Linked DNA regions of Homo sapiens: region 1 is linked to region 2. The links are chromatin contacts, found by Hi-C in ENCODE. All regions are on one chromosome and are shown on one strand. The core of a region is the stretch at or near the end of the contact, and the rest is flanking DNA. Distances in the headings are between cores, read along the strand shown.

Region 1 (7,247 bases), core at 670-3,169, 4.3 Mb after region 2:
CTGCCATTCTACCCCAAATTTGACATTGTTTTCAAAGATTTGACTTTGTTTTTAAACGTAGCTTTATTCAAAGCAATGCACTGAAAATGTCTAGATGGACTCTTTGCAGCTCCATAAACACTTACACTTGGTCCCGATCTTTTTATTAACTTTAAATTACATATGCAAGTATCCAAATTGCAGTGAGAATTCTCTCTGGATCATAAAGGTATGGAAGAAACAGCCAGCAAGCACCTTATTACTCCTTGTTGAACTCACCCCCTCTTTGACCTCATTTCTTTGACTTTCTTTTGTCTCCAGCCATTCTCAAATGTGCTAGGCTTGCTTCGCCTCAGAGCATTTGCACATGCCATTCTCTCTGCTTCAAATATTTTCCCCCTTGAATTCTGCATGGGGAATTTGCTCTTCATATTCTTTGGCTTTTCCCTCAAATACAACCTTCTCACTTACCAACCTTCCCTGACCAAATTATTTAAAACTGAATTCACAACAGTCTTATTGGTCCCCTTTGCTTCCTTTATTTTCTTCCTAGCACTTTCCACTTTGACATGCCATATATTTTGTTTACTGTCTGGTTCTCCCACTGAAATGACAAGAGGGTTTTTCTCTTGTGCCTTTTCTTTTTCACTGTTCTAACATCACTGCTCAGAGGAGTGATTGTCACAGAGAAGACACTCATTTAACACTTGAATGAATGAATGAGACACAGGATCTGGGGAACAAAGCAAGTTAGAAACACCACCCTACCTTACCTAGAGTAGCACTCCCATTTTCCCATGGCTTATTGCCTGTTTTCTCAATTTGCTCATATGTGGAATGAATGACAAACTAATACGTGCCCTTCACTTCAGAATCTCACAAATGAGCATGATTTTTTTCTTCTGATCCAGGGGTTTTGGAACACACTTTACAGTGACCAAAAAACCTTTGTGAAGTGTCAGTGTGGAGAAGCAAATACAAACTCTTCACTAAGTGGCCCTCTTTTTGAATGTTAACACGGTTTGGTCCCAGGGATTTCTGTGTTCAAAGCCTTTCAGGGCAAGGCAGTTTTCTGCGGAGTACACTGTCCTATATACCTAATGGGCTACTGGGTTTCAGCTGGACAAAGTCCTTATAGAGCCGTGATTCTCAAGAAGTAGGGGGAGATACTTTTATTTGTCATAACTAGAGTGGAGAGAGTGTGGTGTGCTACTGGCATTTAGTTGCTAGGGATGCTCAATATCCTACAATTAAGGTTCTATTTTTACCAAGTAAAAATATAGGTAGGCAAGGTAGCCAGATGAAATACAGGGACTTCCAGTTAAATGTGAATCTTAGATGAACAACACTGTTACCTGAAACTCAAATTTAACTGTATTTTATCCGTGACCCTGCCTCCTATAATGCACAGGACAGCCTCCTTCCCTCTCAACAAAGAATTATCCAGGCCCAAAATGTCAAGAGTGGAGGTTGAGAAACCCTGCCATACAGCAGTGGTTCTCAAGCCCTAGTTTGTACCACAATTACCTTCAGGGTTGGTAAGGCCGATTATTGGGCACACCCTCAGAGTTTCTTACTCAGAAGGCCTGTAGTGGGGTCCCAAGATTTGCATTTCCATCGATTTCCCAGGTGAAGCTGCTGTTAGATTGGGGGCACATTTGAGAACCACTACCCTAGAAAGTCCCCATGCTCTCCTGATTAGGAAGGAGCGAGGAAGGTTTCCAAAGTAGGACAGGGGTGGGAGGGTAAGGGAGAGTGGCGGGAAGAGCTGGCCCGCTGGGGTGGGTTATTTCGGCCGTTCTGGCCTCGCAGGCGTTTTCGGGATCCCTCTAGGCGCCGCGGAGGTCCTGGAGTCTCGATGGTCGCTCGGGCCGGGGCGTGGCCTGGCCCGGGGGCGTGGCATGGAAGGCCGGCCGAGGTGCAGCGAGCCCTCTGGTGCCGGACGTTGCGCGGCCGCGACGCCCGACGCCAACGCAGGCGCAGCGCTCCGATTCGGCGCGGCTCATGGTCCGGTTCGGGCTCGCGAGTCTCCGTCTGGGGTAGGGCAGGTAGGCCTCAGTGTGCTCGCGCTGCAGGCAGGGCTTCGCTTGAGTACAGGAGTGGTTGGCGTTGATGTTGCGTTTTCTCAACGGCGGCATCCGAGGAGTTCGTCCTCACCACTGCGCGCCGACGGTGGGCTGGCGGGACCAGGACAGGAACAATGGGATTCCGAGGGCCGCAAGGGGGCGCTCCTTCTGCGGGTTGGGGTGCGAGGCCGGAGGCCGGGCCGGCTGAGCGGGAGGCGGAGCGGGGTGGGTGGGGACCAGGGCGGGGTCGGGCTAAAGAGGGATGGATTCAGGGCGGGGTGGGAGGGACCAGGGCAGGCTCGGGCGGGGTGGGCGGGACGAAGGAGGCGGGCGGCCTGAGGCTGGCGGCGGGACTGCGAATGCCACGTCACATCCTGGGGCGGGGTGGCTCTGTGCCGGGGCGCGCTGGGGGCGGGTCGTTTTTAACTGCGTCTGCCTGGGAAGCTGCTGAGGTTTCTGAGGGTCTTTGTTTGCCCTTCTTTCTCTTTTGCTAGTGAGGTGAAGAGAAGGGAGGGTTCTTCCGTATCCCACAAAAGCCATTCTGAGCTGTTGGGTGAAGGGGTGGCCTGCCCTTCCACACCTGTGGGATATCTTGTCAGGTGGGAGGAGAGACTGAGAAAAGAAATAAGACACAGAGACAAAGTATAGAGAAACCACAGTGGGCCCAGGGGACCGGCACTCAGCATACCAAGGACTTGCACCAGCACCGGTCTCTGAGTTCCCTCAGTTTTTATTGATTATTGTTTTCATTATCTCAGCAAGAGGAATGCGGTAGGAGAGCAGGGTGATAAGGAGGTCAGCAAAGAAACATGTGAGCAAAAGAATTTATGTCATAAGTTCAAGTGGAGGTACTATGCCTGGATGTGCACGTAGGCCACATTTATGTTTCTCTCTGCCCAAACATTTCAGTGGAATAAAGAATAACAGGGCAGCATTGCTGCCAACATGTCTTGCCTCCTGCCATAGGGCAGTTTTTCTCCTATCTCAGAATTGAACAAATGTACAATCAGGTTTTGTACGGAGACATTCAGTTCCCAGGGGCAGGCAGGACACAGTGGCCTTCATCTATCTCAACTGCAAGAGGCTTTCCTCTTTTACTAATCCACCTCAGCACAGACGGGTGTCGGGCTGGGGGACGGTAAGGTCTTTCTCTTCCCACGAGGCTGTATTTCAGACTATCACATGGGGAGAAACCTTGGACAATACCCGGCTTTCCAGGGCAGAGGTCCCTGTGGCTTTTCATGGTGCATTGCGCCCCTTGTTTATTGAGACTAGAGAATGGTGATGACTTTTACCAAGCATACTGCTTGTAAACATTTTGTTAACAAGACATGTCCTGCACAGCCCTAGACCCCTTAAACCTTGATTCCATACAACACATGTTTTTGTGAGGTCAAGGTTGGAGCAAAGAGGTTGGGGCAAAGTTACAGATTAAGAGCATCTCAGGGCAAAGCAATTGTTCAAGGTACAGGTCAAAATGGAATTTCTTATGTCTTCCCTTTCTACATAGACACAGTAGCAGTCTGACTTCTCTTTCTTTTCCCTACAGTTAGGCACCTGGCTCAGCTTTGGGGCATTTACATCTATAAAATGTCTTTTGAATAATTTTTATCTTGAATTAATTTCAGAGTTTCAGAGTGTTGTGAAACAAGCAAAAATTCCCATGTACGGTTCGTCTGGATTTCCTAGGGGTTAACATCTTATTTTACAAAACAGTCAACAAAACCAGGATATTAACACCTACAGGCCTTATTCGAATTTCTTTACTCTCACCTATTTCCATTTTGTAATTTAGGTTCCAAGACAGCATTTAGTTGTCCTGTCTTTCCTTGGAGAAATTTACATTTTAAACAGCAGCTCTCCCACCTCCCAATCCCCTAGGACCCTTTAGAGTGGCCTGGGGAGCTCCAGGTCTCACACCAAGTTGCTTTTTCTTTGTTGAGTGCCTGGGCCAGTTCAGTTGAGAATGCCCAGTTGGACCTCTGGGCAGCTCGTGACCACCCTCTGCTCTTCCTCCCAGTGCTGCTAGGCTTAGTGAATGGCACCTCTGTGCACCAGCCATAGGGTGCCTGAAATCTAGGAGGCTTCCCCGATCAGCTTTCTCCCCTGCCCTACCCCCTCAACCAATTATCCAGGCTTGATGGTTTTACATTTTAAGTCCTCCTTAAGTGTGTCCATTTCTCTCCATAGGCCCCACCCTTTTGCCGTAGCCTTTTTGTCCATCTCCCTGCATCTATGTTGGGGCCTGCATACTCAGTTGTCCATACTGCACCCAGAATAAGCTTGTTAACATACACCCTTCCTTCTGTTATGCTCTTCCTGTATTTTTTTTTTTTTTAAACTTCCCATAGCTCTTATAAAGACAGGCCTCCTTAACAGGGTCTTCAAGTCTCTGCAGGGCTGGTACAGCCTCTTGTACCCTGTCCCGCAGATTCCTTACTCTGGCGTCACTGCTTTGCTTCTCCTGTGCTGTGCCTTTTGCCTGGGGTGCTATTCCCTGCCTGCTGAGGGAATTGTTACTCTTTCTGCAGCTCTCCATCATTTTGTCTTTTCCTCAGGGAGATATTCTCTGACCTCCCTGACTAGATCAGTTTCCGTTTTACGGGTTTTGATAAACACCTCCTTTCCTTCTTAGCCCTGTCATAGTTACAATTTTATGCATATATACCTGGCACCCAGTAGATACTTCAGATGTTTGCCAAACGAATGAAAAAGTGATAGTGTGGCTGCCTAACAGCCTCTATCTAGACATTATTCCCTTTGTGAGTTTGCTTGGTATGTAGGAGCACTGGTTACCCATGTCCTCTTCCTCTGTTGGTTGTCTCAGGCAGGGCAAGAAAGATGGAGGAGCCACATGTGAGGGGATGGAGGGCCTGGGGAGCACAGTCTACAGACTCCTGAAAGGTAGAATGGGTTTTTGCTGAGCTTCTTGCGTATGTATCCCCCTCTGACCTGGTTGAGTCCACTGTATTAGATTCTTCACTGACAGGTATTTCCTATGCGTGGTTTCAGAGACTCTTTTAGGAGTATATTTTAGTTAGGGTCAAGCATATATCAAGAGCTTCTGGTTCTTTTCTAAATAGTTGTCTCAAAGCCAAATAGTAAAGATGAAAATGAAAGTCTGCAGCAGGTTGAGATGGACGGGGTGCCCTGGAGTGTGGCCATTTGGCTCTGTGGCATGATTAATTTGGTTCAGCGAGTATTTATTGAGGGCCTGCTGCATGCCAGATGCCATGTTGCCTTTTGGGGATACAGAGGTGGGGTCGACCTGAAGATGGATTATTAATTTCAGTCTATTGTGGTGAAAGCTGTGGTAAGAGGAAGACTTGATTGGAAGCTTGATGGATGAGAAAGACATTGCAGGGGATCCCATAGGCAGGGAATGGCACCCCAGGCAAAAGGCACAGCACACAAGAAGAAAGCAAAGCAGTCAGGCCAGAGTAGGGAACCTGAGGGAGACAGGATACAAGAAACTGGACCAGCCCTCAGGAGTGGTCTGAACCTAGAGGCAGAACTGGGTCGGGATGAGGCTGGGGACCAGGCTGTGAATGGCTTTGATTTTATTTCAGAGCTTGGTTGGCAAGTTCTTGGTAGGCTGTGAAGATGGGCTCATGCCCTAATGGCTGGAGGCTGTCAGTCTGTATGTTAGCAAGTGGATGGGGCCAGCCTAAGGCACAGTGGAGGAAAAGGTGGTAAACTGCTGAGAGGTGAAGCAACTGTGACATGGTAACACAAGTCAGGCTTCTTGACCCAAACCTGGCTGGACCTGGGGAAGAAGTCAGACTGTTTGAGTTTTATCAGTCATACTGATGCATCCTTAATCAAACATAATTTCTGCAGCAAAATGTATGGATATTTATAGTAACAGAATTAGACATTATGAAGAGCCTCAGGTCAGTCCAGGTTTTGCTGCCAAAGAGTTTGTTGCAAAGTTTTGAAAGAAAGTTCAGTTTTTAAACCATATTTGGCTTTTGGAATTGCAGGTGAGGGGTTTTGAACCTGAAATTATAGTTAACACTTGGGAATCCAGGCCTGTTGTGTCTGCTTTACACACATTGACTCTTACTGTTTTCACAGTGCAGTGAGGGTAGGTACCATGATGATCCCATTTTACAGGTGAAAGACAAGGGCACCAGGAAGTCTCTTTGGTAAGTGACTTTCCAAAATCGCACAGCTCATCGCTGGTGGCTCCATATTACACATTTTTCCTGGGCTACAGACTTGTGAAAGGGGGTGGGGAGAGATTGAGGGACTGAGGTCTTTCTTCTGCACCTCACACACCTGGCATCTGCCTGCAGCAAGCCTGCCTTAGTGCCAAGAAGGTCAGAGCAGAAGGGGAGCTGGAGCCCCACAGACATCACAATCACACACTTGGATTTACTGAAAGCCCATGGGGACTCATGTCTGTGATTACTGGAGCTTATGATCTAATCAGGTGATGAGCTTTTCTCACAAGCCATAGAGGAATTTGTTTTTTTTTTAACAAAAGAAAAAAACAGCTTTATTGTGGTATAATTGACATGCAACAAACTGCGTATATTCGAAGTGTGTAATTTGATGAGTTTCGGCATGTGACCACACCGTGAAACCACCACCACAACCAAGATCCTGAACATATCCATCATCTCCAAGAGTTTCCTCCTGCCCCTTTGTAATCTTTCCCTCCCAGCCCTATTTGCCCCCCCATCTCGAGCACCCACGAATGTGTTTTCTGTTACTATAGGTTAGCTTACATTTTCTAGGGTTTTCTTTTCTTTTCTTTTTTTTTTAGTATTTATTGATCATTCTTGGGTGTTTCTCGGAGAGGGGGATTTGGCAGGGTCATAGGATAATAGTGGAGGGAAGGTCAGCAGATAAACATGTGAACAAGGGTCTCTGGTTTTCCTAGGCAGAGGACCCTGCAGCCTTCTGCAGTGTTTGTGTCCCTGGGTACTTGAGATTAGGGAGTGGTGATGACTCTTAACGAGCATCCTGCCTTCAAGCATCTGTTTAACAAAGCACATCTTGCACCGCCCTTAATCCATTCAACCCTGAGTGGACACAGCACATGTTTCAGAGAGCACAGGGTTGGGGGTAAGGTCACAGATCAACAGGATCCCAAGGCAGAAGAAGTTTTCTTAGTACAGAACAAAACGAAAAGTCTCCCATGTCTACTTCTTTCTACACAGACACGGCAACCATCCGATTTCTCAATCTTTTCCC
Region 2 (7,014 bases), core at 3,140-5,639:
TTGGCCAGGCGCAGTGACTCACACCTGTAATCCCAGCACTTTTGGAGGCCTGGAGGCCAAGGCAGGGGGATCACCTGAGGTCGGGAGCTCGAGACTAGCCTGACCAACATGGAGAAACCCGGTCTCTACCAAAAATACAAAAAAAATTAGCCGGGCGTGGTGGCAGGCACCTGTAATCCCAGCTACTTGGGAGGTTGAGGCAGAAGAATTGCTTGAACCCGAGAGTCGGAGGTTGTGGTGAGCCAAGATTGCACCACTACACTCCAGCCTGGGCAACAAGAGTGAAACTCCATCTCAAAAAAAAAAAAAAAAGAAGAATATATTTTTATATTACATTTATTTTATATATATGTAAGAATATATATATTCTTCTCTGTGTTTCACTGGATTGTAAGCTTCATGAGAGTAGGATCATGTCTGTTCTATCACAGGTGAATTAGTGACGCAGAGGCTGACACATCAAAGGTACTCATTTAACACTTGTTCAATGAATGAAGGATGGATGATTCATTATTGATGGATCAATACCTGAATTACATGAGCAGCATAACTCATTCCATCATTAGATGATGAATTCTATTTTGTACCTGATAAATTCAAAGTAACCATGGGCCATCCTGTGTGGTAGGGCAGAATCCCAGCCCCCCCGGGAGATGTTCACATCCTAATCTCCAGAATCTGTGGCTGTTGCCTTTCATAGGAAGAAAGGACTTAGCAGGTGTGATTAAGGATCTTGAGATGGAGGGAGACTCCTCAGTTATCAGGTGGGCCCAATCTAATCACAAGGCTCTTCATAAGTAAGAAGGAGAAATAAGGGAGTCAGAGAAGACATGATGATGGAAATGGCGTGTGGGGTGGGGGGTGGGCACTGGAGTGACGGGGCCATGAGCCATGAGCCAAGGAATGAGGGCAGCCTCTAGAACCTGGGAAAGCAAGGAAGCAGATTGTCCCCTAGAGTCTCCAGAAGGAACACAGCCCTTGATGTTAACCCAGGGAGACCCATTTTGGACTTCTGATCTCTAGAACTATAAGAAAATAAGTTTGTGTTATTTTAAACCACTAAGTTTGTGGCAATTTGCAGCCAAGGGAAACCAACACATCCTGTTAGAGAAGTCCAAGAGGCTGTAGGTTATACTGGCCTAGCACTCTGGAGAGAGAAGAGCACCGAAGATGGAGACATGCGGCTCTTCAGTATACATGCAACAGTTACAGCTGAGAGTGGATGAGATCACAAAGGGCAAAGGGAGTGTGTACAGTAAGAGTTAAAGTGAATCTATGGGGACTGCAGCCAGGACTAAATAAGGTGCAAATGCACAGTGCCTTTTCCCCACCTTTCACAGGAAAAAGGGCTTAGCAGATGTGATTACGTAGTTTGTAATTGCTTAAGGTGGGGAGGAACACCATGGGAGGAAAGAGAAGCAAGGCAGCTGATGCACCAAAAACAGGTTTTAGAACTTTGTCAACAACCTTCCAGAGGACAGTCAAGTAATGATGTGCACAGCATTTACTGTCCCCCAACACTACCTGACAAACCATATTTTCCAAGTTTACTTATTTCCTCTATTTTACATCACCTTCTGTCTCTCCAAACTCCCTATGCCCCTCTCCTCACGTCTTACTCTTTGAAGACATTCTTGCCTCATAATTCACTGAGAAAGTAAAAGTAAATCAGGAATAAACACCCTCATTTCCTACACTCCCGTATTTCTAACCTGCCTACCCGTCTCCGTGCCTTCTATGCCGTAACTGTGCACCTGCATCTGCCTTCTATGCCATCACTACAGATGAAGCATCCCCCCTACTAAACAGCAACCATTAACTTGTGTCCTGGATCCCTCTCCCTTCTTTGCCCTTGCAAATCTTTCCCTCTCCTATATCAATTTTTCTCCCTTTACATGCAAGTATGCCTCAGCATCTCCCATCTTCAAAATGCCCTCCATTGACCACACCGCCTTATCCAGCTGTTGCCCCCAAGTTAAGTTGTCTCCCTTTTGTCACCTTACATTTGCTTCTCAAACTGTTAAAGCAGTTATTTAAATCTCACTCCTCCCAGAGACCGCTCACATCAAAGCTACCAGTGATTTCTATATTGCTGAATCCAATAGTCTTGACATCAATGTTATCATGTTCTTTCTGATTTTCCTCCTGCCTCCGTGCTTCCTCTTCATACTTTACTTGACCTCTACATGGTGAAGGGTCCTAGAGCTTTGTTCTTGGCCCACTTCTTTTTAGCTACACATATTCCTAGGTCATCCAACCAAGCCCCAAGTCTATAAATGGCCATGACTCCAGTTTATTCAAATGTCTACTACTTGGCAGTCATGGATGTCTAAAAGGCATCTCAAACTTAGCATGACCAAACCATAGCTCTTGATTTCCCTACCCCCAGCCTGCTCCTCCCCAAAATGTTTCACATCTTAGAAGTGCCAGGACTATCCACTCAGTTCCCCAAGTCAAAAATCTAGAAGTTATTCTCGAATCCTCTCTCCCTAACCAACTCAACATCTAACCCATTAGCAAGTTCCACAGACTTTACTCCAAAATATTTAAACTCTAATTATTTCGGTCTCCACCACTATCAGCCACAACGAAGCCACTTGCTGGCATGCACTTCTGGAACAGCATCCAATTGGTGGACTTGATTAACTTTTGCCACATAACCACCCCCAAAACTTTGTGACTTAAAACATTATTTCTCACATTCTGTGGGTTGGCTGGTCAGTTCGTCCGATCCATGTGGTTGTGGCCAGGGAAGGATAGTCCGGGAGAGCTTCACATGTTCGCAGTTGGTTGGTTGTCAGCTGGATGTGGGCCGTGACTTGACCACGTGTCCCTCATCATCCATCAGGCTAGCCCACACTCATTCCTAAAATGGTGGTCACAGGACTCCCAAGTTCAGCAAGAGGGCAAGCCCCAACTCACAAGTGTTTTTTAAGCCTCTGCTTGCACGATGTTAATGTCCCACGTCCACAGCAAGTCACAGTCCAGTGCAGTCAGTGGGGGTAGACACCACCAAAGAGTATAATTTGGGAGACTGGAAATAATTTGTGGCTATTTTCACAATCTGCCACACTCATCTCCCTATTTCCACCTCCTTTGCCTCTCTGAAATCCATTTTCCACACAGCAACCCAAGTAATCATTTTTAAACACACGCACACTCATTTCACTCCCTGGTCCAAACTTATGGCTTCGTTTAAAATACAACCCCTGTTATGAATTTTAAAATCCTTCCGGGATCTGGCCTCTGCCTACCTGCCCAGCTCATCTAGTACCGTCGACTCCTTGCCTACTGTGTCCCAGCAAGAGTGATCTTTTGTTTCCTTGAATACAGAAAACTCCTTCATGCTTCAGATCTTTGCATTTGTTCCCTTTGACTGAAATACTCCTCCCCCTCATATCTGCGGGGCTGGCTTTGTCATTCACATTTCAGCTTAAAACTCATTACAGCGATCTTCCCCGTGCAGCCAATTTAAGAATGACTTCACCTTACTTAAATTTTCTGCAAAGCACATACCAGTGATATTTTGTATGTCCCTGTTCCTGTTTATCACGGCATTCCCGAGGGCCTACAACACTGCCTGGCACATAGGAAGCACATAACAAACATTTGTTGAATTAATGCAGAGCTGCATACTACGTCCCAGGATTGTGCTAAGCTACGGTTACTGTACCCTTCCCATCTCAGCAGGATAGTTTCACAAAATGTAAATTCCACATTGAGGATTAATTGGATGCACGTTACACCTCATCCCACACCAGTAACTCGTCTTCCTCTATTTCCCCACCACTCCCCTTGCCAAATAAAAGGTGAGGAAGCATTTGGAAAACTTAGGGTCATCACTCTGGTCTTTTGCCACATTTCGCTGGCTTCATCGAGCTCAACGCAACATGAACTACTAACAGCAGCAGCACCTGAGATGAGAGGGTGAATGAAGGTAGGAGATTTCACCGCCCGCGGGCGGCAAGGGATCTGCCGCAGCTCTAAAGCACTGCATGCTGGGAGTTGTAGTCTCCCGGGGAGGCCTGGTCTGGTAGGACCGGGGCCCCCGCGGCATGCAGGGAGTTGTAGTCGAAGGGCTGTTGAGACTCCGCCTCTGCACTTATAGTAGCAAGGGGGAATCCTCACTGCATGCTGGGAACTGTAGTCTTCCTGGGTCCCCGTTCCTCCAGGACGCGGAGGCGCCGGAGTTGCCGCCATTTTAGGTCCCGAGGTGCGCCGGCCGAGAACCAGAGCGCAGGCGGGCTCAGTCCTGGCGCCGGGCCGGCCCCGCCCCCGGGGCGCCTGGCGCCCGCCCCTTGCTCAAGCCCCGCCTTTCCCCACGTGTCTGCCGCCTAGGGGAGGTGCCTCATCCGGAGCGGGCCGCCAACGGTCCGGCCCCGTCCGCACAGACGCTCCTGTCGGCGGCGCCCGGGAGCGGCTCGGCTGCCCGATGCTTCCGCCCCGGCTGCCGCGGGCCGGGCTGTACGCTTAGTGCCCGGCTCAGGCCCCCTGAAGCGCCCGCGGGGGTGAGAGCGGCCTCCGGCCCCGCGGAGACGGAGCGGCTTGAGGACGAGGCGGCGGCCGCGGGGAGGAGGATGGGGGCTAACCAGTTAGTGGTGCTCAACGTGTACGACATGGTGAGTGCGGCCCCTGGCGGCCCCGAGCCCTGGCCCAGGCCGGCTTCCTCTCGCCCGTGGGGCTCGGACCCCGGCCCCAGGCGCTTCCTGCCTGGCGTCTCCGCCTCCAGCCTAGTTCTCGGGGGAAGCCGGGGGTGAAGGAGGGAGTATTGTTATTTTTTAATCCTCGCACTCGTCGACGCTCCGGTGAACCCAGTCAGCCCGAGGGTTTTGGCCAAAGCTCGGGTGGGCTTGAACCTCTCCCATCCGCTCAGCTTGGACCCGACCCCGGCTCTGGGCCCGACCCCTTGGCCGACGTGCAGTGTCCTTTCGGCAAAGCTTCCGTTGCGTTTCCAACCCCACTTGCCGGCCCCCGGGGCTGCCCCGGGACCCCCGTCCCGACCGCCTGCGCTCCCAGCTCCTCTGCTTCTGCCGAACTGTCCGTCTCTCTCCATGGCTACGTCTTCAGAAACTCCCAAGCCCCTCTAAGTCCAGAAGGTCACAGCTTTCGGGTGCCTGTGCTAGAATCTCTTCAAAGGTGAACAGGAGCCAACACACCCTTTCCTTGTGTGTTAAAGGCAACCTCGTTAAAATATGAATGAGGCTAACATTTCTCAAGAAAATAGCCCAGCTGAATTATTTAGAGATCCTGGTGGTGCTCCTTTCCTACACTCTGAAGACCACTTTCCAGGTGATGCAACAGGTGACGTGACCACGGGAGAGGGAAGGGAAGAAGTTGTTTATTGTATCATCTAACTTTGGAGTATGGCAAGCACGCAGAATCGAGTCCAAGAACTGGTTTGCCTGATTTTTGCAGTGAAATGCCCCCAGAAAAAAGCACCCGGTAGAGAATTGTCGTTGCAGTTAGATGCATGTTTGGGTGTGTTTGCTTGCTTTGTTCTGTAGAATGGGTTTTTGTTCTGTAGACTGGATTAGTACCTCTGACTGCAGTGCTTAAAATTCCTTGTAAGTTGACTGACAAATGAAAAATTGCCCGTCGTTATTTTTGTTGGCTTAAAGATGCAGGAGAGCAGAAATACTACAGGCCAAGAGTCTTATACAGTTCTAAACTTTGTATTCCCTTGTATTATTTATAAGTTTCTAAATTTACAGTGTTATTATATCTTGGGTAGAGTGGGATTTCTCATGCCATATCTGGGAATTGTGTCAGAAGGGTGTAGGAACTGCCTGCCACTTGAGATGAGTCCTCTGTTGAATTCTGATGTGAGCCTGGAGATGAAAGGAGATGAGTTAACATGCTGAGAAAAGTGGAACAGGACAGAAAAAGTTGAAGAGGAGAATAAGCCAAACAAAAGATCCTAGAAAACCATGGCACTTTGTAAGTTCTGTGGCCTGTGTCACTGGTTGAGAAATAATTCTCTGGATTTAAACTTTTTGTGTTCAGCTGAACACCTTTATCTTTCAAGACTCTTAACTGCCCTTTTACTTTCTCTGTGCACATCCCCCTAATCTGAATTTGGTTTGTTTTTTATTCATGAGGGCTATTACTGTCTTTCAGAATATATTCTGCTCTTGAGATCACAGTGTGCCTTTTCTCCTAGATTATTAAACAAACCCGTATTTAAATTAGGAGTATACAGTGGCCAGAAGCCATGGTTTCAGAGCCTAAAAGAATTTGTGAGAATAGAGGAAGAGAGTTTTACCTTTTATATGAAAACGAAAATGCATGTTTTGGCATATAGTGGGCTTCTTTACACTTGAGGCATTCTGTGATACAGGAAAATCTGCAAATTGTGGTCGATTGGGAAAAGCTAGAGATGGTATTCAGTATTTTCGAAGGGAGGACTGTTCTGAACGATGTTAAAATATTGACTAATGAGCGAGATCTTATTCTTCACATCAAGTTTGTAAAATAGGTAGTTAGAGAAGCAGCAGACAGGGGAGAGAGTAAGTGATCTGCCTAAACAACTAAAAATACAATCTAGAATTTGTAGACCAAAATCTGATTCACTATCTTCTCTACTAATTCCTGCACTTATGTCTTTATATTGCTTTTGCCTGTGAACAGGAGATGAAGCATATGAATGTTTATCGGAATGATAAATAGTTGAATTATTAGACTTTTAATAAACTTGGTCTTATATGTTCTTTTGAGGGCTTTGAGTGTTTTATGTCACTAATTCAGCAACCTACCATTACTTATTATTTTTGACCTGGTAGAAGCCACAAGGATGAGTTAACTGTCCTTTCTTCTTTAAGGAATTTAGAGTATTGTAGAGGAGATACACAACAGTGGCAACAATTCAAGACAGAATAGCATGGTTTTGATAAGAGCAGACAAGGATGCAAAGGAGGAGACTATGTAGTTGTAGGATCAGGGAATGCTGAAAAATCAAAGGTATGAAACTTGAAGAATGGGTAGCATCCACAAGGACAGAGAACAATTGACGTGAAC

The links. A loop is a pair of places that touch in the nucleus more often than their neighbours do. Pooled maps may share reads with other maps.
Region 1: a pooled map shows a loop between it and region 2 (12-fold over the local background). The contact joins the promoter of PGBD2 here to the promoter of DESI2 in region 2. A Hi-C loop is called at or near these places in 6 of 50 pooled maps.

The regions. Positions count from the first base shown.
Region 1 is chr1:248,904,316-248,911,562 of GRCh38, forward strand. It overlaps PGBD2 (piggyBac transposable element derived 2), which reads left to right and starts at 1,920. Exons shown (of 3, transcript NM_170725.3): 1 at 1,920-2,027. RefSeq lists enhancers at 1,550-2,471, 1,996-2,185 and silencers at 1,806-1,865, 2,276-2,365.
Region 2 is chr1:244,648,737-244,655,750 of GRCh38, forward strand. DESI2 (desumoylating isopeptidase 2) reads left to right here and starts at 4,390. Exons shown (of 5, transcript NM_016076.5): 1 at 4,390-4,619. The coding sequence starts at 4,578. RefSeq lists enhancers at 3,061-3,634, 3,894-4,053 and a silencer at 4,134-4,903.